Regions from separate parts of the Homo sapiens genome. Here region 1 is linked to region 2. Evidence: read pairs that join two places in POLR2A ChIA-PET (ENCODE). Cell type or tissue: PC-9. All regions are shown on one strand. Each heading gives the region's core, and the rest is flanking DNA. Links, peaks and the distances in the headings are about the cores only.

Region 1 (12,796 bases), core at 501-8,500, 76 kb before region 2:
TTAAATGTGCAACATCTGCTTTCATAAAAGCACATTTAACAAATCTGGTTTATATTGACACAATGGGCTAAAGAGGTCACTTTCACTCTGTGGTGTAGGCCAAGAAATAAGCCAAGGGAAGACAACAGTTTCATTAGTCTGTCCTCTTAAATGTGATGCTTTCCTCTGGAAAACCATTATGCACCCTTCTGAAATAAATATGTCTATAAACTTTCATTAAAAAACAAAAACAAAAATGGGTTTCTCAGTCTGTAAACTCATTGGTGGAAAATAAAAAGAAAAAACCCCACAGGTTTTTACCCATCTCTGTGTTGCAGCAATCTTGCTAAGCTGGTCACAAATTTACATATTAACCACTTCATATTAACTTATAACTACAAAGTTAATTGTAATTTGTTCCATGGATTTAGAGTTCTTGTTTTTGTAAGCTGTTTCAATTTTCATGGGATACATTATTGAGATTTATCTTACAGCATGAGGAAAGCAAGATTCCCACAAGATTCTCACTATGGAATTCCTAAATCCTTGACAAAGATCTGAGAACTACAGAGTCCTACAGAAGGAGATCAAGTTTGGATAGCTGGAAAGCTGTAAAAGCAAGGAGGGGCATCCTATTATTTAAACAGCTTTTCATTTCTTTCTTTCCTCTACTGTATATAAGAAAAAGTACCCTGGCTCTACCCAGGCTGGGTGGGTCCCAAGGATTTGGTAGGGGTTGGGAAGAGATTAGAAGTGAATGGTTGTTTTCTCCACTTATTTGAGTGTAGGGGGTACTTGGGGATATATCAATATTTGATTATCAGACACTTTTCAGTGGGTAGAGGGATTTGCTAGTAATGACTGTGATAAGTTAGTGTTTTCTGTGATATCAAAAGCAACACAACTTCCACTTGTACCTTTTTTTAAATGTCAAAATGAATCCCAATAGTAAAATACTGACAAATTAGAGGCTGACAAGCTTCTACTGCATGAGAAATTCTTGATTTTCAAAATTTGGGTGGTAGTTTTATCTCTTACTACAGATAATGACGGAGAAAGGAGATCACATCAGTTCTTCCTAAAACCTCAGCTTTCTCTGATTGTGGAACTAACTGTTGATGTTCTAAAGCAGCTCTTCTCAAACCTCACTGTACACAGGTATTACTTGGGCATCCTGTTTCAATGTAGATTCTGAATTTCTTACAAGTAGTACCCTGGAGCTGCCTGGCATGGACTACACTTTGAATCGTAAGCTCTAAACCAGCACAGTCCAACAGAACCTCCTTCAATGGTGGAAATGTTCTGTGTCTGCACGGCCCGTACAGCAGCTACTGGGCACTTGAAATGTGACCATGTGTGACTAAAAACAGAATTTTAAATTATTTAATAATTTAACTGCCTTATTATTTAATCTTAATTTAAATTTAAGTAGCCATATTGTAATCAATTGTGTCTCTTTCTCGTCCCATCTGATACAGACTGTTTGATACATCTTTGCAACTTCCGCAACATAATCACAGGGTCTTTTCAAGAATGGGTATCCAAGAAATGTAAGTTGAGTGATTAGGGTTTAAGTGGCAAAATAGAACTTCTCGTATGTGAACTAGAAAGGGGGAAAATCAGACAGAAATCTTTGTGCCTCTCTCAGGAAAGCAAAGGAGGGTACTGTGGAGAGGGGAGAAGGGACGGGGGCTGTTTATGTGTCAGGAAAGAAGCTGGGATTGGCTGGCAACAATGGAGAAGTGACAGATAAGCAGTCAGCTAGCCACAACAATCCCTGGCCAACCAATCCATGGACAGCTCTTTCAGCTCTAGTTTCCCTATCTCTGAAAGGAGAAGGTGAGATTCACTATCTCATCATTAGTGTCCATTCCATCCCATTATCTAACGCTACAACTGTCACAGTAAGACAAGGCTCTTCCATGGAGAAGGATCCGCAAGGCTACTGCTCCCATCTAAGCTGTCGTAAGTCACAAGAGTTCGACAAAAGTTTTAAACAAGGCTGGGTTTCTAATTCTTTGAATATAAGGAAAAATTGACAATGATGAAAAGGAGATTCCAAGAAGATACTATTTTACATGGGCCAAACATTCTATTTATCAAAGTGTCCCTACCTGTAAGCGTTTGGTGGCTTGTCCAAGAGATCTTTCCACAGCTTTGATGCCATTTTCCAACCTCAGACTCTGCTGGCCTTGAATGTCAATCTCCCCTTTGACCTTACCGATCTTTCCTTTAACCTCTTCCTCATTGACCTGTGCCTCTTGAACTTCCCGTTGCAATTTTTCTGCTTCAAGACCACTTTCCATAGTCCGGATCTGTGCCAAATAGTCCTTTAATTTGTTTTCACATTCTGTTATTTTCTGTCTTATTTCTTGAAGTTGATCCTTCAGCTGTTTTTCATTTTCCTGTTCAATCTGTAATTCATTTTCCCAGAATTCTTCCTCCTCAATTTCTACATCGTTTCTTTTGATCTTTTGCTCTAGACGGACAATTTCCTCTTCAAGGTTGGAATTATACTTTTGCTCCCAAAATCTTATTTCTATTTCATTAGATTCCAGCTGTTTCTCAATGGATTGAAGCTTCTCTGTCTGCAGACGGATTAGCTTCTTCAACTCATCTGCTGTTGTTTTGCAGTTATTCAGCACCTTTTGCTTAAACTCAGTTTCTTTACCTTTTCCAAAAATGTCCATTAATCCTTTGGCACCTCCTGTAAATGTCAGTGATTTCCTTTTCGGTTCCCTCCTTTTGATTGATTTGTCAATCTGAGGCCTCAGTTTAGCTAAGGGGGGCAGACTCTGCCTGTATAAAGTTCTTTCAGGAATTCGAGCCACACTGTCTGAAGTGGGTCGCTCACTGAGAGACGGCCCAGTTCGTCGTAGAATGAGCTGCACATCACTAGCATACTGCCCCCATTTGTTTAAGGATATGATAGGATTTTCATGAGGTGCTAAGTGTCTTTCAGTATCTCTCCATTTCTCTATAAGGGTGTACCTTCCAGTTCGACCTATGTAAAAAAGGTAAGAATAACTTGTCAAAATGGGATATGTAATAGTTAAAAAATGGAGTAAGAATGCCATTTGATGATTGTGTATTTTCGATTAGCATCAGAGGGTCAAGTTTGAGTCTAGTTCAGGTTCCTTTAAAACCTTTACTTGAAGATACCAAACCCCTCACGACATGTAACAACATAAAATCAGAAGATGTGTATTGCACATACTCTTTAGGCTTGCTTAGAAATTCAACTTTATACTTTAAACCTTGGTGGGACTCTTATACTCTTGCCAAATACCTGGCTGCCTAGAACTTCTCATTTGGGGCAAGACTGAACAAAGTTTATTTTCTAGCTGAAACAAAGGACAACAGAATCGCCATGTGAAACATGAGGGGCTGGTCCAGGAACTAGGTGGAACTTCAAAACTCAAATACATTTCCACTGTGGAAATCCCTCGGCTTTTTTCCACATCAGAACTTGGGAGGGCTGGAGGCCCCACTTCTCCTCCTGAAAGGAGACATGGGGACCAGTGGAGAACTGTGACTCAGCCACAGGAGGTGCCCAGGTCTCCTCTCCATCTCCACCTGAGTGCTCCACCAACCCATCGCTCACACAGCTGACATCTTCCTGGACACCCATGACAAACAAAAAACCAGCTCAATGAAAAAAACTCTTCAAAACAAATTCATATAAAAAGAGGGGCCTGAAGAGAAGACTTGTTCAGTTTTGGTAATATGATAGTATCAGAGATTCTTCTTCTAAAAAAAAAAAAAAAACTCAAAGCAAAATATTGTTAAAAACAAACCAGCAGGCTGGGTGCAGTGGCTCACACCTGTAATCCCAGTATTTTGGGAGGCAAAGGTGGGCAGACTTCTTGAGCCCAGGAGTTTGAGACCAGCCTGGGCAACATGGCAGAACCCTGTCTCTACAAATAAAATATGAAAAAGTTAGCCGGGAATGGTGCTGTGCACCGTAGTCCTAGCTACTTGAGAGGCTGAAATAGGAGAATCGCCTGATCCTGGGAGATCAAGGCTGCAGTGAGCTGTATTGTGTCACTGCACTCCAGCCTGGGTGACAGAGTAAGACTCTGTCTCAAAAAAAAAACAAAACAAACAAACACCAGAATACAATCACATATACATTGAAAAATATACTGAATCTAATCATTATGAAAGTAAGATAAAGTTTCAGAAGAATATGATTGTAATGCCATAAGCTTGAACATGCTTTTTAAATATTTTCATTTGAGTGGGTCAGATAGATTATTTAAATTTTGTGAAAAGTGTACATAAATAATTACAAAGAAAAAAAACCAACGCTGCCATCCAGCAATTATACTTGTATAAACAGCTATTGATTGATTTACCTTCCTGGCTTTCTTTTTTAAATTTCATGAGCTTCTGAGCCAATAGTAGTATTTTTGCAATTACTGCATCAATAAATGGAAATCTAGATGTGTAAATATCAACACCCATGTATGTAATTCATGAGGAGCACATTAAAAAATGATTTTGCTATAAGCATATGAGTGTGTTCTCCTTTAGGGAAACCTGAATTTGGGGTATAGCTGGAAGTTGGGGTTTTGGAGGCAAACAATCCTACGTGAGTTACTTACTAGATAAGCAGCACAACTTCCCTTCTAAAACGCTTCGCAGATTCTGAGGGTTAGCACCTACCACACTGCCTGGCCCACAGCAGGCATTCAACACGTGGTAGCTAGTAAGACATTTTTCCTATAACAAAAGGGCTGACCACAGAATTCCTTTAAATAGTGATGTGTCATCACAATGATCTTTTATTTATTTATTTATTTTTTCCCCTCCCTTGCCCAACAATCTGACTTTTAAAAAGCAACTTCCAACTATGTAAACTAGACAGAGATGGGACAAAGGTTCTGGAGTAGAAAGGTCTGGGTTCAAATGTGGCTCTGCCTCCTACTGTGCTTACCTACATGATCTGAACAATTAAATTTCCTTTAGCCTCAGTCTCCTCATCTGTGGGATAAGAGTAGTATTGCCTTATCTGACAAGGTGGTTCTGAGACTCAAGTGAGAATGTAAAATATAAATATGTTTGTGAAATTGAAAAGTGCTAGATAATATTAGTTACATTTATCAAAATGCCCAGGCTAATAAGGGGGATGAAAAAGAAAACCTTAGCACAATAGATTAGCTTCTTGAAATAAAAAATGTTTCCAATGATTTTCAGGTTAAAAATTACTCTAATTGCTCCCAAAGAAAAACCACATGACACATCTGCAATGTTAAAACTGTCCCATGTGTACAAACTGCTTCAAAGGTCATAGCACTATGCCTATCAACTGCTTTTAGGAATCTTACTCTTCTCTGAACCTCTGTGTCCTCCTTCGGTAACAGGAGGGGTTAGATAAACCGGTAGAGTTCTTTCCAATTCTATCAGCCCAATGAAGTATCTTTAGAAGGAAAACCGAATCATCACATTATATGAACTAAACAAAATATTTTAAAGACCCTAATTTATTCATAATTAAAAATAAAACTAATTTTCCAGTGCTTACTGGTACTGCTACCCTCTGAGAATGTCTTGGAAGGTTATTTAGAATTGCTTTTACTGCCAGTATTGGCTTTTGTTAAATAATGCACATTTAGTACCACTGGGTCAAAAAATTCCATCCAGCAATATAAAAAAGCTTTTTTTAAAAAAGGCAAATGAATTAATAGATTTGATTTTATTATATAAATTGGGTTTTAAATATTTTATATAGGAATTAAATTCCACAATCGCTGTTTTTAATATCCATAACTTGGCAGCACTCTACAGATTCTATTTCCTTCATTTACACAGATTCTGATTCCTCCTGCAAAACTCCTTTTAGCGTATTTGACCACATGGATACATTCAGTTAAACCTTCTGTACTATTTTGATGTAATCTTAAAATGAATAAAAAGGAATATCTATCTGTCTGTCTGTCTATCTATGGCATTTGTAGTTTAAGCTGTTTTTGCATTGTAGGACTGTGTGACACTATCAAATAATTTCGATCCAATTTAGTGGGGTAAAAAATATTAATTATACTTTTAAATATTGAAGCAACTGAGACTAATCCCAAGAATCATTAAATTTATATACTGAAGAAACTTACATACAGATTTTAATGCATTAATGAGATCTTATTGAATGACTGATTGACATAAATTAAAAGAAAACAGGATAACAGCTTACTTTCACTTAAGAAAGCAGAATACACAACTATAAAGTAACATAACATTTTGAAAATACACACCAAAACTCAAACAAGGGTCACTCAGAAATTTATGCCCTGAATTCAACCATTTTTTAATACTCCAACAATTTTTATAATTTTAGGAAATTTCTCCTTACAGTCATAAATCAAAATCATGATTTAAAAGTTACATCTTGCTATTTAGTTAACAAATGTATATTGAACACCACATATGTGTCAGAAACAGTGCCAGGCTCTAGAGAAATAGATTCTACTAAACATCTTCATCACCAACCCTCTGGAGTCTTCATTTTAACTGACATTTGATATTTTCTTCAGTACCAAATCCTCCACACCCCAAAGATGAATATTGGACATTATTCAAAAGAACATGACAAAGAAATGGCACTAATCTCTTATGAATTTAATGCTAACATATCTTCAGGTTTCTGGACATATGAGAAATAATGTCAGTAACACCTGACTTATTCTTTATCTATGGAGGATAAGCTATCCAACAGCACTGAATTTTTCTGATAGTAGATATTTTGCTTCTTGAGCTATAAATATTTTAATGAAAATTTTGTAAAATACATTACACAGTCCAGGACTCTTATGCAAACTCTAGTGAACACAACTAGCTTTTTCCGTAATGACTTAGAATTCTTACAGTAAGCGTTGATCTCTGTAACAGAACTTACACTTTATTATCTTATAGCCTGTAAAATGCTTTTGATGCTTTTATATATATCATCTTAGTTAGTTCTGTGAGTTAAGCAGTATAGATATTACGATCCTCATCTTATCAGTGAAGAAATAAAAGCTTAAAGAATTTTAAGTAATTTTCTGATGACATTTAGTTATTTTTTTACTATACTATTTAAGTTCTGAGTGAAACTACTAAAATAACTCTTACCCCACAGTATATCTTAGAATAACAGTGATACAATAAAAAATTATCTCTGAATATACCTGTCAGCCAGTTGTGCATTCAAACCATAGTTACATCATCCACAGTGTATCTTCCCAGTGTATATCATGTAATCACAGAATTACTGTCTACTTAGAATTATATGATAAGCTCACTACTACTAAACATAATAAAAATAGTGGTCAGGCACGGTGGCTCACATCTGTAATCCCAGCACTTTGGGAGGCCGAGGCGGGCAGATCACGAGGTCAGGAGATCGAGACCATCCTGGCTAACACGGTGAAACCCCGTCTCTACTAAAAATAGCAAAAATTAGCTGGGCGTGGTGGTGGGTGCCTGTAGTCCCAGCTACTCGGGAGGCTGAGGCAGGAGAATGGTGTGAACCTGGGAGGCGGAGCTTGCAGTGAGCGGAGATCACACCACTGCACTACAGCCTGGGTGACAGAGTGAGACTCCGTCTCAAAAAAACAGTTACAGAGTACCTGTGATTTACTGGGCATTGTGCTGGTTACGTTAAAAAAATATAAACCAAAATAAGTAGAAAACACTACAAACCAGAAGATTTTGGGAGCTGTTCGTTAACACAGCATAATCTAACCCATCTTGACTGATGCATGCTATGAATTAACATGTATTAACATTCATTAAAATAATATTCTACAGATGTGGAAAATACAGAAGCTAATTAAAATAAAAAATTAGACTATTGTTATAAATATTAAAATTGCAAATGAATATGTGGAAAATTAATTCACAATACAGTAAATGAAAAATGAGACAATGAGACTCAAAACTACAAAAAGCATATGAAGAGTATAATTTTTTAAAAGCTCATCTATGGGTACACAAAAAACATTGTTTATTGCTAGGAAGTAGAATCATGAGTGATTCTCTTACCTTCTTTGTGTTTTCTAAATTTCAAGATAATCTACAATAAATAATATTACTTTATAAATGTAGAAAAGTAATCAATTTTTAAATTTCTGAAATTGATATTTTACATGTGAAGCTAAGAGTTAAATATGACAAAGTACATATTTCTTTCCTTGTCTTCTCAATGACACCAAGTATCAAAGTACCGTGGATCAGAAATCCTTTTCCTCAATCTCCTTGATTTCCTTCTCTTCCTTCTTTCCTCTCTCATCTTTTGTTAGCTGGACTTTTATTTCTGTGTTAAGCTCTAAGCTGCCTGAGGGCAGAAATACATCCTTGTCATATTTTTGGTTTGAGATAAAAGCAAATGCATTTTCTCCATTATAACTTGAGATAGATGATCTGTCAAAGGCTTTCTGTTTCACTTAGATTTGAGAAGCAGTTTAGACTCTGAAAAAAATGCATTTCTGAGATATTTTACAGGGGAAACAAAGTAGAACATTTAAATTGGGAATGTTTCAGAAAGTTCAGGGTGTACAGTGACAAACTCCGAGTGCACTCTTGCAGGACAGTTGAACCACTTCATGCCAAGAAGAGGTTTCAACTAAGGTTTCACTTTTAGTTATTCTGTCATCATTTGAGCATGTGTCCTACATCCATCACCTAAATCTAATCTGTCAAGATTGTCAGATTAGTGTAGAAAAGATTTCTTCCTATAGATTCAACATCTTTCATCAAACTATGTTGTTTCTAGCTCTTTGCTAATTCAATTTGATTGATTAGTAGCATGAAGAAAACCTTAGCTGTCATATATATATTTGCAGGTTGACAACTTGTGTGCATATTTTCATAGTAAGTCATTTTGATAGTTTCTATGGTTTCCTAAAAATAATTTTAACTATCCAGAAAAAAACCTGTAACTCCTAATCAAGAATACACTCTGTGTGTGTGTGTGTGTGTGTGTGCGCGCGCGCGTGCGCATGTGTGTAGTGCCCCCATGAGGCAAAGACGCGCACTTAAACCTAAGAAACCAGTCTACAAATTGCTTCACTATACATTCTTGACAGCCACCTGTGGTTCTGGTCATCAGTCCATGCTCTACTAATAATCTAGCTAGCCACTTACTGTGTTAGGCCTTGGAAGTTCTGGGGTTGCTTTTCAGAGCAGCAATTTTCTCTAATTAATAAACTCTCACCACAGAAATCAGGATCCACAGCTCTCGGCTACTTGCCAGTGGAGTCATCTCCAGATGAATTCTGAGTTCAATGAAGTATTTACGATACAGAAAGAGTTGTTTGGCCAAGTTTGGAGGAATATCATAAAACATTTGTATTGAAGTTGTCAACTTTTCAAAACAGCTCTTGGATTGAGTTATTGAGAAAGTAAAAATAGGAGGGCAGATTTAGTTAAAATGTGTTTTTGGCTTGTTCACAAATAAGTATACTCTGTAGTCCAAGTGGGCAAGCACATACATGGTACCTCCGGGCATTTTCCCCTTGAAATTCTGTGTAAAAAGTGTGATTATGCAAACAACCCCATAAAAGTGGGCAAAGGATATGAACAGACACTTCTCAAAAGAAGACATTTATGCAGCCAACAGACACATGAAAAAATGCTCACCATCACTGTCCATCAGAGAAATGCAAATCAAAACCACAATGAGATACCATCTCACACCAGTTGGAATGGCGATCATTAAAAAGTCAGGAAACAACAGATGCTGGAGAGGACGTGGAGAAATAGGAACATTTTTACACTGTTGGTGGGACTGTAAACTAGTTCAACCATTGTGGAAGACAGTGTGGCGATTCCTCAAGGATCTAGAACTAGAAATACCATTTGACCCAGCCATCCCATTATTGCGTATATACCCAAAGGATTATAAATCACGCTGCTATAAAGACACACGCACACGTATGTTTATTGCAGCACTATTCACAATAGCAAAGACTTGGAACCAACCCAAGTGTCCATCAATGATAGACTGGATTAAGAAAATGTGGCACATATACACCATGGAATACTATGCAGCCATAAAAAAGGATGAGTCCATGTCCTTTGTAAGGATATGGATGAAGCTGGAAACCATCATTCTGAGCAAACTATCACAAGGACAGAAAACCAAACACCACATGTTCTCACTCATAGGTGGGAACTGAACAATGAGAACACTTGGACACAGGGTGGAGAACACCACACACCGGGCCTGTTGTGGGGCGGGGGGATGGGGTAGGGATAGCATTAGGAGAAATATCCAATGTAAATGACTTAATGGGTGCAGCACACCAACATGGCACATATATACATATGTAACAAACCTGCATGTTGTGCACATGTACCCTAGAACTTAAAGTGTAATTTTAAAAAAATGGAACTTCACACACACACACACACACACACACAAAAGTGTCATTATGGACAGATGCAGCTTATAGCACTACTCAACTACCTTGACTTTTGTAAAAACTACTTTTTTTTTTCTTTTTTAGCACTGTCCATGGCTTAATTCCCAAATATAACAAGGAAAGCCAGGTTTGACAATTAATAAACGTAGTCTTCACTAAGAAAAAAAAAGCTGTATATTTTAATTCACATAAATTAAGTGAAGCTCTTAATAGTGACAATTACTAAATAAGCTCATAGAAAGAATATGAAAAAATTAAATGCCTTAATTTTCTCCTCTTTAATAATTAAACTTAAGTCTACATATATAAGATTCTCAAATGCAAAAAGAGTTTCACCGGATGTGAAAGCCCAGAATTTTCAGCATTGCTGCAATATATTCTTGTGCAATAGTGTTTAAGGAAAAATCAAAAGATGTCAATATTACCAGAAAGTCTCTGTCTTGTATAGGGCACTGTAAACCTCTAACAGTGCATCTGCCACATCACAGGTGGCACAATCATCTCTACCAAATGCTAAAGTGCCTTGGCAACAGTATGACTCATTTCAATGCTGAGCTAATTGACATGCTTCCAATATAAACTGGCGAGACATAAAATCAACTTTTGATAAGGAGCTCAAAGACAAAGAGGCCCTGAACACTTAGCATGGTGCTGGCCACACAGCTTCCTCTTAGTACATGTTTGTTAAATGAAAGACTTAAGATGCAAATATAAACTTGGACCCATATTGCTGGTTTTTCTGATGCAGGTGTTTATGCCCTCATCATTTAAGGCAACTAAATATACATAAACTATGATGAAGATAAGCTTAAAATAAATAAGAAGAAAGGGTAAAACATGGTGGGAGAATAACATGAAGCCAAGAGCTGTGCTTCATTTTCACTGTATAATAAGATTTTATTTTATTTTATTTATTGAGACCGAGTTTCGCTGTCACCCAAGCTGTAGTGCAGTGGCATGATCTTGGCTCACTGCAACCTCTGTCTCCTGGGTTGAAGCCATTCTCCTTCCTCAGCCTCCATAGTAGCTGGGATTACAGGTGCGCACCACCACGCCCGGCTAATTTTTGTAGTTTTATTAAAGACGGGTTTGACCATGTTTGCCAGGCTGGTCTCGAACTCCTGACCTCAAGTGATCTGCCTGCCTCAGCCTCCCAAAGTGCTGGGATTACAGGCGTGAGCCACCATGCCCAGCCAATCATAAGATTTTAAAAGTATACATTATCTTTCCAGTGAAGAACGATGTTATTTCATTTGTTGTATTTTCTGAAAGTATGGAGAAATAAACAATAGGTGGGATTTTTCCTAATGAGGGATTCTGGGAACTAAGAATCTAAATTCTTAATCTGGGTCTAAATTTTGGCTCATGGAAACATCTTTAGTTTCAGAAGTCACTGTTTAGGCTGAACAACAGGAGAGGAGAAGGCAGTGTAGATGTTAACTCAGGGTTAGTAAAATCTAGGGGTGTCAGAGAACAAGCATCATCACAGATGTACCTAAACACAGGCAAACTGTAATAAGTACAAGAGTGCCTGTGAGACTTATTATGGAACCAAATGAACAAAATCCCCTAGAAATCTATATTTAAAACAAACACATACAACGAAAGAAAGCACAATGTACTTTTCTCAGATACCCACAGAGTTCACTCACCTATTGCTTGAGCTAAGGCTATGACAACCTCCTGGCAAGTTGTGACTTCAGTGACTCCACAAACAATCCTCTGAACTCCATCCACCCATACTTTAAGTTCCATGGTGCACCGGCCAGTCACTCAAGGTCCCTGAGAGTGGTCATCAGGGTGTTAGGTCATGTCTCTAGCTGCAGGAACACGGAGTGGAGAAGACTAAGTCTGTGTAGTCAGCTAAAAAAGGGCAAAAAATCACTTGTAATAAAATGAATCAACATTTCTTCTAGTAAGTATGTAAGTATTACACAAAACAAATTTTAACATATCATAATCTTACTGAAGTACACAGGCTTATTTTACAGAAATGAATTAAGCAACACAAATGCAACTACAGTCACCTATCATGACAGTGTTTCATGTTACAACTATTTTTATCATAATTTTAATCATGAACTCATGCTCCATTACATTAAAAATTCCTATTTAGTTGCCAAGCCCTATTCAATATATGCGCTGTTTTTCTGTCCTGTTTTTTTTCTTTTTGGATTATTTCATTAGGATAATTTCTGAGGCAAAACTAAAGAAAAAAAGTTTGTCATTTTAGGAATTATCAATAAAATTGAACCACTTTGCAGTGTGCAGTGTTTTGCCAATACTATTAACAAATTTAAGAACAGTTGTCAAAGTATCTTACTCAGCTCACATTCCTGATTTAAAACAAACAAACAAACAAAAAAACTGCTACCTGTCTGCCTTCCTAATATTTTTTTCCCTTATTATTTCAT
Region 2 (12,796 bases), core at 2,930-10,929:
AGCCTGGTTTCTAAACTATTCTTATTTACCTAAATCAAAATCTCTTCCTAACCAACTTTTCTTCAGTAAAGCCTCATCTCATCTCTCTTTTTAGTTGTGTTTTCAAGAAAAACTTTTAAGAGTGGGAAGTAGATAGCTGAGAATGAGTTTCTAAAACTGACATAATTGTTATCTTCTTCATCCATAAAATAAGGTTGTCACTAGAGCCAGAGATTTAAAGGCCAAAAAGATTATGGTGCTTATTCTCCCATATGTAATTCAAACTGACACTAACATATATGCAGAGATTAAAATCTCTCTTTCTTAAACTTTTATAATTGCAAAATTCACTATGAGATGAGATGAGCGGTGCAGGGAGCGGGGGCAGTTCTGTGGGTACCCTGGGAATGTAATGTGCTCAGGGTGTCTCTGGGAAATGCCAAGCTTGACAAAAGTCAGGGCTTGGGCTCTTGTGAACCTGCCCCCCACCCTCAGCTCCCCATTGATTCCTACAACCTCCTAACTACTCAATCCATTGTTCACTCTTCACCAGGTCACTTTACAAAAACTAACAAACCAAAAGATCCAATCCTATTATCCTACTGCTTTTGAAAGTCTCCACAAAAAAGTTCAACCTTCTTTTGTCAGGTAACTGCAGTGACAAAATGTTCCTAACCATAAATACAAACATGAGCTCTGGCAGGTGTGCGAGTACCTAGGAAGGCAATGAGAAACAAGAGGCTTAAGTGAAAACGGTCTCAGGAAACTGCAGGCACTGTGTTTTTTCCACAAACCCCTTCACATCCCTTCCCGTGGCTGTCCAGGCCCACCTCCAGTGCCTCCCCTGAAGCCACCATGTAGCATGCATTACCTCACCCCACTTCAGTTTCCCTGCCTCTCCTTCAAGTTGGCATCCCAGGTGCGGGCCTTACCAAATTTTTGTGCTGGCCAAACTCCAACTCACTCTCCAAGACTCCACTCAAATATGATCTCATCACTCCCTGGAAACTCCCCTTATCAAAACTAGTCACTCCAGGTATTCTCAAGTGGCTGACACTTAGTACTCACTGGTACTGTTCATCGAATTCTCACAACAACCCTGTGAGGCAGGTAATATGTAATAAGGGAATAATTAGAAAAGAATCAAAAGGTTAAATAACTGGCCCAGGGTCATAGAGCTAAACAGGAGAGGCAAGAACTGAACTCAAGCAAATTGACCTCAGAGCCCATGTTCTTCAACAACTGTTTGAAATGTTTGCCTCTTCTTGAGGGCAGAGACACTTTGCACTGACACCTGCATTCACATTGCCTAACACATAAGTGGTACTCAATAAATGTCTGCTGAAGGCTTGATGAATTCAGAGGGTTTTACAGAATGGCAGCAGATTGTACAGTGGTTCTGAGCTTATCCTCAGTGAAAGTCCTGCTCACCTAAATGATTCCTTTTACCTAGATATAATACTCCTATTACCACATGTCTGAAAAACAGTTATCTATTATACAAATATTTGAAATGACCATAAATCAATGAACACCAACATGTAATTATGGGGAAAAGGAGAGGATAAAAATTGGGGCAGCCCCACCAATAATTATATTATTTTTGGTAAAACTTAACGTGATTCAAACATTAATTGGACACTTATAAAAATGTGCTAAAGATTAAGCATTCTTTTATTTTGGTAGCTGGCCTCCACAATGGCCCCCAATGGTTTTCACACCCTTGTGTATTCTTCTCCTACAATGAACAGAGATAACCTGTACAGCCAACAGGATATTGTGGAATGATGACATAAAGACATGGTAGCTTCCATCTTGCTCTCTCTGATCACTTGTCCTGATATAAGCCAGACATTCAAGCAGCCCTATGGAGAGGTCCACATGGTGAGGAGCTGAGGCCTTCTGCCAACAACCAGCGCAAATTTGTGAGGCATGTGAGTGAACCACCTTGGAAGTAGATTTTCCAGCCCCAGTCAAACCTTCATGTAGACTACGTACAAAATGGACTGTCACCTAGGTTGCAACCTTATTAAAGATCCAGAATTAAAACCATTCACCCAAGCCATTCCTGGATCCCTGATCCAAAGAAACTAGGTGAGAGTTCAAAAAAAGAAAAAAAAAAAAGTTACGTCTGTAGGCATGGGGCAACTTGTTATGCAGTAATAAGTAATTTATTTAAATTAAATAGTTTATAGCAATGCAAATAGAAGTTATTGATGTTAACACAATATCAGGTTATTGTAATTTCTAAACACTGAACAAAAGCAAAATAGAATGCTCAAGAATAACTCAAGAGCAAAATAAATTCCAGTTTCCAAGAGGCTCTACCTTTTTTTTTTAAACAACAGAAGAATGCAAACCCTTCATTTCCTTGTATATTTCTTTTAATGACAGCTGATTAATTGTTGGGTGTGCTCCCTTCCTCCAAACTAGGCCCACCAGGACAGATAATCAATGGACAATATTGACATTTCTATTACTGTAAAAATGAGAAGAGTTTATTGCTCTGGTTATTTAAGTATTATAGATCAGCTAAAAAGTCTAAAAGTTTTGGAGGAAACCAGCTACTCTCTACTCTGTGACTCCAAGATCCCCAAAATGTTTTCTGTGTGTGTGTGTGTGTATTTTTTTAGGCACATTTCTTTTTATTGAAAAGAGAAAACCCGTTTGAAATTGTAAATATTCAACTACAAATAAACTATGGTAGCACATTTTCATAAGTGATATCCCTGTGTATCCACAAAATAAACTATAAATACTACAGAATTCTAAACTATTCCTAAATTTTTGTTGTCTAATAAAAGAGTGGGAACATTCAAGGTGGTTTTTTCACCTTGTCATCAAAATACAAAGACTTACATCTCCAAATATAATTCAGTTTTGCTAAACGCAATACACAATGTTAGTAAGGAAGGTATCTTAGGTTTTACATAGTCCATATGAAATGTTAATAAGATGATCACAGAAACAATAAGGTAGATATTCTATGGAAATAAATCCATTATGATGCTATTAAGCTATATTAGTTTGCAAAGCAGAGAAAAATGGTAATACCAAAATTAATTATTTATATAATAAACCTTTACCAAGCTCTTATCATATTTAAAATACCACAGGGATTACAATGATGAAGATATGGGTTTCATTCCACTAACTACAGTACTTGTGAAATGTAACTAATGCCTAGTAACAATAGTATCAAATAAATGTTTGATAAACACCAAAGAGATTTGGAAAAAAGCTACAGCAGAGTTCATACAAGAGAAATCACTAATGGCTGGTGGATATCCAGGAAGCCTTCATGAAATAAGCCCCTTATGCTTATATATGGCTGTAATTTTTTTTACTTTTTTCACATTAATTTATCAATATTCCCATTATACAGGTTATACAAAGTTGAGGTTAAGATTAGGTGACTTGATCAGGATGCATTTCCTTGCTTTAAAAAGTAATAATAGGCACTCAACAAATAAGTCCCAGGCACCACTCTGCCCAGTTCAGACACTGTTCACAACCTTGTCAAGGTCAATCCTACAGTCTCCATTTTGCACATGAAGAAACTAAGATTTCAGATTTAGTACCTTCCCGGGTTCAGGTGACTAGTAAACGGTGGAGCCCTGATTTGAACTCAGATGTACTTGATTTTAAAACTTCTGCCAGACTCCCATACTGGGTAAATTCACCTATCCCATGCTGCTCTTAGCAAATGTTCATACTCTCTACCATAATTCCTCCACCCCCATGCCCCACCACACCCTTGACCTAATAAACTGATCCATAAACCATAAGGAATTGAAATGCATCCTTGTTAGTCTTATGATTTGTTATTAAATGTTATGCAAGAAATCAGAAGAGTGGCAGAGGAGAAGGGATAAGACAAGAAAGAGATATGATCAATTGTTTTTTAAATAGCTAAGTAATCATTTTTGTTTAAACCAGTTTGGAAAATGAATTTCATCAACTTTAGTAGACAAGCTATAAGATGACTATTTGAATAAAGTCTCCTTCTCCTGGATAACACTTCAATATTTCACACAACAGAGAGCTTTTTTCAGAAAACCAACTTCGCCGTTTTGATAAGTATTCATCATATTATTTAGGTGTCTTCTATCATTCCAATTTGAATCAGAAAGAAAGAGGGGGTGGGGGGAAAGAAAGACACTGTTAAATGCCTATAGATTAAGACAAATATAAAACACACTAGTAGTAGAAACTGTGTTTCACTATAGAACACACATCAGAAAATGTGAAATCAGGACATACTAAAGGTTTACATCAAGGAAGCCCCCAGAAAAGAACAGTATGGCTGTGGGTGTGACCCAGTGATTATGAGAAAACATATGGTTGGGCCTTAGTTTTAAGAGAAAACATTCTGACAGGCAGAAATGTTGGGAGGGAAAGAAACCTGAAGAACAGACAAGTAGAATCACTCTGCAAAGGAGACATTGTAAATCTGTCTTTACTACCGCTTGGTAAGTACAAGGCTCTGTTGGAGGCACAGTGAGTTTGCAGAATTCCAGCAAGATAGGCATACCCCTCAGAGATGCTTTCTAAAATCAAGAAAAATTCAAAAAGCTAACTAGTTTTTAAGTTAAGTGAAGAAAATTACAAAGGTAATTAAACAGATGTTGTGAACCATCCTCCAGGAGACAGTTTCTCTAAACATACTATAGGAATTCTCGGGAGGTTTCCACACTGTTTTGTTACTTGTTTAGACCCATTTCCCTACCATACCATGGAATCCCATCCCATTTCTTCTTTATGGTCCCACCACCTAGCACAGGATCTGGCAAACTCAATAAATGAGAACCAGAGGAAGGCCAGGAGGGGTTCCTGATAAAGCAGGAATTTCACATACTATTTCCTGAACTGGCAGTGCAGGTGGCTGATACAAATCTCTCTTCTTCTCCCCTACAAATGATTGTTTAGTCATGAGGGAGAGGGCTATTTTCTAAATGAAAGAAATTTTTTTTATTAAATTGTGACTTTAAGTTCTATTTTTGTACTAACAGAAACGAATCCCAAATAATGACTGCAGTCACCATTCCCCAATCACCCTGGAAATTTTTCTAAATACTACAGATTGCTCTAGTTAACCCCATCTTAGCTCATCGGATTTGATTATCCAGCTTATTGTGTGAATTAACCATCTGTTCAATAATAGGACTGCTACCAGACAAAAAGAAAAGTTCCAAGATTGCTTTTAAAGACCTGACAGTTTTGAGTTGAAGGCTGTCTGCATGGATGTTTTATACTTTTTCCCACTGTGTTCCCTTTATGGTCTCAAAAAAACTTATTTTAAAAAGAGCCTACTAAAAAAGCAAGCTCAAATGCTAGGAAGGAATTCATTTTTTAAAAAATAACATTAATTTCGACCAGGCGTGGTGGCTCACACCTGTAATCCCAGCACTTTGGGAGGCCGAGGCAGGCAGATCACGAGGTCAGGAGTTTGAGACCAGCCTGGCCAGCATGGTGAAACCTTGTCTCTACTAAAAGTACAAAAAAAAAAAAAAAATTAGCCAGGCATGGTAGTGCATGCCTGTAGTCCCAGCTACTCAGGAGGCTGAGGCAGGAGAATCGCTTGAACCCGGGAGGCAGAGGTTGCAGTGAGACGAGATCACGCCACTGCACTCCAGCCTGGGTGACAGAGTGAGATTCCATTTCGAAAAAATAAATAAATAAATAATAAAAAACCAAAAATTAATTTCAAGCAACAATGACCTTCATTCTCTTTTTAAAAAAGAGCTGGTAGAAATTTTTGGCATATATTTTAAAAGGCAAAAAATATAGAAAGTGAATAATATTCTACTGTTGGATAGAAAATGAATACAATGTGTTGGCATGTTCAAGTATGTTTTAAACAACTATTTAATTTCCTAAATTGAGCTGTTGCATAATGTATGTTAATTCTGAATATTGTCCTTATTTCAGTGCAAAGAAAAGCATAAACAATAAAGCCACTTCAAGCTGAAGAAAAAATTATCCTTAGGTTTAAACACCACTTAAACCGGGCACTTGTACAGATTATACTTTACCTGTTTCTGAAACCTTATCATTTCCTGCCTTAGTATGGAATTAAAGCATCCCAGTTTTTGGCTCAATTTTGGTATACTCTCCTTGATGAAAGCTTATATTGGCTGTAATGCTGTGTTAATAATGTTCAATTTGGCTCCAGGCTAGTCAAAAAAATCTAAGAGGCATGACCGCATAGCTCACAAGATGTACTGTGGATTTTGGTCAGTTCATATCATGAACACTCACTGCCTAGCAACGGCTCCAAATGTCAAGAGTTCAATCCTGGGCCAGGCGTGGTAGCTCATGCCTGTAATCCCAGCACTTTGGGAGGCCGAGGCAGGTGGATCACCTGAGGTTGGGAGTTCGAGACCAGCCTGACCAATATGGAGAAACCCTGTCTCTACTAAAAATACAAAATTAGCTGGGCATGGTGGCACATGCCTATAATCCCAGCTACTCAGGAGGCTGAGGCACGAGAATCGCTTGAACCCGGGAGGCGAGGTTGCGGTGAGCTGAGATTGCGCCATTGCACTCCAGCCTGGGCGACGAGCGAAACTCCGTTGCAAAACAAACAAACAAACAAACAAACAAAAAAAAAAAACGGTAGTTCAATCCTGCCCCAAGTTACAAAAAAAATGGTAGCAATACACAAGTGACAGTGTGTACGAATCCATAAGAGGGGAGAAGTGGATAACGAAAGGAAATTAAAGCAAAGAGAAGAGGCAGCAAAAGAAGAGAAAGGCAGCAGTAAGTAACTAGGAGCCTTGTCAGGGTTATGAGAAGCCAATGGCCACTGGAAAGAATAGGTGAGACTACAAGAAACACATGGAAGGAGTCAATGAATGTCTAGTCCCTACACAATTTAGAGGGAAACTGGGTTAAGAGGAGCAGCTGAAAGAGGTGCTCTAAGAAGAAGTAAGCTGCTCTTGTGGGGCTTGAAAGCTGGGAGCAGCCTGCACATCATAGGCCTCAAAAGGGCACAGAGAACCTACAAGTCCTGATAGTCCAGTGGACCAAGATATGTGAGGTCATCCACCTTGTATGAAATTAAGGCTTCAAAGAGAAAACTGCCCTTCTCCTCTGTACATTCTAGAGGTAACACAGATAACAGCAAACATTCTAATATTAGCTCTGCTGTCATGTGAACTTGGGACAGTTATAACCTCCCTGAGCTTCAGTTTCCTCATCTGCAGAGCAAGTTCTTGGGAATAAGTACACCTGGTGTGTCTTTTAAAAATTGTCACTGGCAGGTTTCTATAGCCCTGTGAAGTGCAGGAGCCTGGAGGAAGAAGATCTAATTAATGTAAATCAAGGCCACACCTATCCTCTGGGTACATCTGAACCCAACTTGGGATGCTGGGAAGCTCGACTGGATATAAAAATCTCACCCCTTTAAGACTGAGGACAGACTCTGCTACAGGGTCACTGAGACCAAGAGAATCACTTGCTACAAGCCAGCATAGAAAAAAACTTCACCAAACACTTCACTTTTATAGCCCTGTGGGCCAAGCCACTGTTCAAAGTACTTTATGTATGTTAATTCATTTAATTATCTTAACAATCTCATGAAATAGGGGTTTTCCTTGTTTTCTGATGATACGAGAGGCACAGGTAGTTAAAGAACATATGTCCCAGGTGTCCCTGCTAGTAAATGACAGTCAGCATACGAATCCAGCCCTGTCTGCTGCAATCTGTGCTCCTAACCACACCACACACTGCCTTTAGCCAGGACTCCACAGCCCTAGCACTGCACTGCTGAAAGCATGCTCTCCTCCCCTTTTTCTCTCCCCCAAATATTAATTTTGGCGACCCCTCCCTAAATTCCACATCTGTAAGATGGGGATAAGACCACTTCCTTCCCTATGAAGTGGAATATTTTTATGAGAAAACACCTAACAACACTTGCCACATTGCAGATCCTCGATAATTGCCGATTTACTCATTTACCTCAAGTAATTATTATCCAGACAAATGCTGCCATCTGCCTACCCCTCCTTGTTTACACAGAGCTAAGGCCCTGGCCAGATGAACTGGACCCCTGCACTGCCATAGACAGAAAACCATACGATAGTCTCTGAAAGGCACCAAACTAAATTATCCTTATGTATTTCCCTTCGGTGGATACTACCTGAATCTAGTGATGCCTTCAGGAGCTGTGGACAGCAGAGGGTTTGTCTGATCCCAGCAATGAAAGATCCCTTGTTTGAGCTATAATTTGGTATAATACAGTAACAACATGACATAGGGTCTATAGTTACAGCATTAGATGCCTCCCTCCCACACACACACAAAAAACCTTTAGCAAACCATCACACTACAGAACATTTGTGGAACTTCTTGGAACTCATTTCTGATTGGTGCGGCAAAAAGTGCAATAACCTGGGAGTTAACAAAAGGTTTGCATTAAGCACTAGCAGGCCAATCCAGGGGAGTCAAAACCACCAATAATGAGAATGCGTGTGAATCTGCATCTGAAAAATGAAAGGCTCAAGACCAGGGTGGTGGTTTATATCACCACCCTGGATGCTTTCCTCTGGACACATTTCAGTTTGTTAATGTCCATAAAATTTGGCACCCAAAACTAAAAACAACTTTCCAAAAATGGTCTGATCAGCATAAATGATTTATTGCCTGTGTTAATCCTGCCTTGACTTTTTAAAATTAATTTTACTAAATGTTGAACAGGCAAAAGAGTACTCATAAAATGAGTAAGGTATAAACAAAAGGAAACATTCATGCACTCACAATTTTAAGAAGAAAAAGTTACCTTGAAGCTCCTTTTGTGACCCTTCTTAATCCAACCTCTTGTCCTCCACTAAAAGGTAACAACAATTCTCCTTAATTTTGTGTGTACCCTTGCCTTTTAAAAAATAGTTTAGGCTGGGTGCAGTGGCTCACGCCTGTAGTCCCAACACTTTGGGAGGCCAAGGTTGGCAGATCATGAGGTCAAGAGGTCGAGACCATCCTGGCCAACATGGTGAAACCCTGTATCTACTAAAAATGCAAAAATTAACTGGGCATAGCGGTGTGCGCCTGTAGTACCAGCTACTCAGGAGGCTGAGGCCAGAGAATTGCCTGAACCGGGGAGGAAGAGGTTGCAGTGAGCCGAGATCGTGCCACTATACTGCAGCCTGGGTGACAGAGCAGAACTCCATCTCACACCTGTAATCCCACCACTTTGGAAGGCTGAAGCAGGAGGATGGCTTGAGCCCAGGGGTTTGAGGTCAGTCTGGGCAACATAACAAGACCCCATCTCTACAAAAGAACTAAAAAAAAAAAAAAAAAAAAAAAAAAGCTACGTGTAGCAGTGCACATCTGTAGTCCCAGCTACTGAGGAGGCTGAGGCAGGAGGATTGCTCGAGTCCAAGAGTTAGAGGGTGAGTGAGCTATAATCATGCGACTGCACTCCAGCCTTGGTGACTGGGCCAGACCCTATCTCCAGAAATAAATAAATAAATACATGATTGTATCCTTAAACAATGTACTACTTCAGTTTTGTGCAAATTTCTGAAGCTCATATGAATGGAATCATACTACATAAAATCTTTTAGAACTTGTTTTTCTGTTGTTGATGCACGAACTGGTAGTTCATTCATTTTCAAAGGTACAGAAAGGGCTGTCAACAGGCTGGCACACACGGGTATGGGTTGAGGCTCGCTGTTTATGGGCAGCAGCCACACTGACTGCATGGTGTCTACACTGTACTGGTTGTTCACTATTTTTAGTATCACCCCTGTCCTACGGTAATCCACTGTACAGATAAAAAATGCCTTATGCTTTCTACAATCCATGTTTTTTCTCCAGCTTTTTTGTTTTTTTTCTTTTTTTGGTACCACACAAAGTGCTCTGAACTATGCTGGACATGTGCTGGGTTGTAGGGTATACACATATTCAATTTTATTAAAATCAGTTTCCTTCGAAACTATGGTCGTAACCCATTGCAGTTTATAAAATTTCCTGGGTTGGTCCCAACATTTTTAATGAAAAAGAATAAATGAGAAAAGCCAATAGTAGAGAACATTACCTTTAGTAGAGAACTGATAAGATCAGTTTCTAGATACTTTGGCTTAAATCATACACATGTATCATATGCATACACATGTGTCAGTAAGTGAATTTCTTTCTGTGGGTCACAGTCAAAAAGCTCAGAACTATCTTCCAGTTGCTTAATTCTTGCTCTGGCTATGTCTAGTTTGCCATTAAACCTATTTGCTGGTTTTTAAATTCCAATTATATGTTTATTTCTCAAAGAACTATTTAGTTTCAGATTTTTTTTGTCATTTTTATATTCACTTGCAATTTACTCATATTTTTAACCTTTCCATTTCTTTAAAAGTTATTTTACATTCTTTCTGACAACTATAATATCTGAGATTATTACACACCTAATTCTGTTATCTACTATTTTGGCTGGTTCTATCGATGATGCCTTGTTTACTTTGTTTTGTGATTCCTGACTGTCATTAAAATTTCTTAAAACTTTTTAAACTCTTCAAGGCTTGCCCTGAAGAAAGATTCCTCCAAAAAGGACCTGCACTAGCTTCTGCCTTGTGCTACTATGGTGGAACCACTCTACAACTATATAATTTGCCTTTTCTTTGGACCACCTATAGGTCTAAATTAGAACTGAAAACCTCCATGAATGCTGATTATTATTGGTTATAAAATATTAGGCAGTTTTTCTGAGATTTTCTGCGGACTGGGAGGTGGTCAAAGGAAGTTATATTTCTAGTTCTACAATACACTATGAAAGTAGTCTTTAGGGGTCCCAGCTCTATGTGGAGACATTGTCTACTAAACTTTTTTCCCCATAGGAGGCTCTGGGCTTTGTCTCTTGTCTCCAGTGCAACAAGGGACCAAGAAAATTCAAGCTCAACGGGACTCAGCAAGTGCTCTCTAACCAGGTGTTCCCCTTATCTCTCTGATTTCTTGCTTTCACTTTCAGGCCAATGTTTGGTCTTTTATTTTCATGTTTTCTTGCCATTTAGGGATACATCTTACATAATTTATCCAGCATTTTTATTTATATTCATTTTTACTAGAGGAGTAATTCAGAGTATCTAGTCTCACATGCCATCAGAAACCAAAGTACACTGACATTCTAAACAGCCATTATACTGAGCTTCTGTTCAACTAAAACCATTATGTCTTTTTCATATGAACTATGTTGTTTCCTTATTTCTGCACTTGCATAACTACTATTTGTAATCTAAATGCAGAAATTCATATTCTGACCTATTCAACTTAGTCTATATTTTAGTCATTGTTTTAAGCTATTAAAGAATTCTCAATCTCTCATTTAAAAATATTATTTACAACTTCAAACTTTTTCATTCACAAACTTGATTAACATGCCTTCTATATTTTATTCTAAGTTGAAAAAGATGTGGAACACTGTATCATTCAGCATATAAATCACTTTAAGTTTCTAAAAAAAAAGATCCACCTGCAAAGTGGTACCCCGTATCTTCGATTTCATACCCCAAAAACGTTTGTCTGAAAACGTGCTTTTTAAAAATTCATGTTATATTATCTCTACTTCAGTATCATTTGAGGACGATTATTAAGAAACATATCCTTGAAATAGGGATTCCTATACCTCCCTCACACACCACAAATTAAATTTGATATAGACCTAAGAGCAGGTTAAAGTTAACAGGGAGGATGGCTTTGAACGCTGTAATACAGAAATAATCAATCATGCTTTCGATAGTGCTGACAAGTTAAAGCCCTGACAGCAACAGTAAAGATCATTCAGGGAAGGCTGAGAGTCATTCTAAGGTTTAGCCTTTGCTTTGGTGATTAATTTTACAAGAAACAGCAAGGTCATTCAGCATACCTGCCTCATTCCACCTCTATGAGAAAGGGACCAGCAACTACAAATCATATTAACATTATGCAGGGTGACCATACAATTTATCAGTGCATGGTAAATGCATCTGATAGCAATAACTTAAGCATACCCTGAGAATAACCCTGTATGGCAGAAGCACCTGAATATTCCAAGTTAGGGAATCCTGGAGTTGCCAACCAGGAGATTCGTTCTTTGTCTACGAGGAACATCAGAACCCCCAACTGCACAACCTCTGAGGTCTGGTGGAATGCAGGCCAGACAGAGGATCATGGCCCTTAGTTTTGGGTTGAGGGAAGGTTACCATATGGAGACTGTTGAGCAGGGGGACACTAAGTGAAAATGCTATATAAACTGCATGCTTTTGGGGCTGGTTCTCCTGCCCAGCCCACTGCCACTAGACTCTCTTCCCTGGATATAGGCCCCCAATAAAACCCCACGTCATCTCGTTTCCTGGCTCTGGGTCCCTTCTTTGGCCTCAGGAACCTGGTACCATCCCTGGTGGAGTCAAAGGGGTTCAACAAAACAATCATCCAGAATGAAAGGTCCTGTTATTATGCCAGAACAACAGGAGTGAGCCAGGACCAATCCAGCAAACCAGGACGCATCCGACCCTGATCATACACTTCCCTCTTTTAATAAAGCAACTGCCTCAGTATCTCCTTATACTGCCCATAAAAAGTACCCACCCATTGCCTATTTTCTACTGGACAACAACCATAGTTTCAGGATAATATGCTAATAATGCCCCTCAATCCCCCAAAATATGTTTTGTTAAAGGAGACAGGATGATATACTTTTTCTTAAGAGGAAAGTGTTTAAGAAACTTATCTAAAACAATTACTGAATTGAAATATCTCATTCCATGAATTTTTTTTAATTAGAGTGATTTTTAAATTATTCTTGCAATGACTCTCTCAACAGCCTTTCTGATATCCACATCCCTTCTAT

The links. ChIA-PET counts read pairs that join two places held together with the same protein. Peaks named below come from ENCODE experiments on the same cell type or tissue, not always from the same donor. Only the 100,000 strongest peaks of a DNase experiment are listed, where the experiment ranks them.
Region 1: POLR2A ChIA-PET joins it to region 2 with 19 read pairs; 2 of 35 experiments call an interaction of 5 or more read pairs at or near these places.

Annotation. Positions count from the first base shown.
Region 1 is chr12:26,054,685-26,067,480 of GRCh38, reverse strand. RASSF8 (Ras association domain family member 8) reads right to left here. Exons shown (of 6, transcript NM_001394098.1): 3 at 12,035-12,245; 4 at 2,094-2,983. The coding sequence starts at 12,137. Among named protein-coding and RNA genes, the nearest start is that of BHLHE41, 64 kb to the left of the region's middle. In PC-9, for the core only: no CTCF peak of the experiment used is centred there; a DNase peak (open chromatin) is centred at 4,720.
Region 2 is chr12:25,980,717-25,993,512 of GRCh38, reverse strand. All of the region lies in intron 1 of RASSF8 (Ras association domain family member 8), which reads right to left. Among named protein-coding and RNA genes, the nearest start is that of RASSF8-AS1, 28 kb to the right of the region's middle. In PC-9, for the core only: no CTCF peak of the experiment used is centred there; no DNase peak of the experiment used is centred there.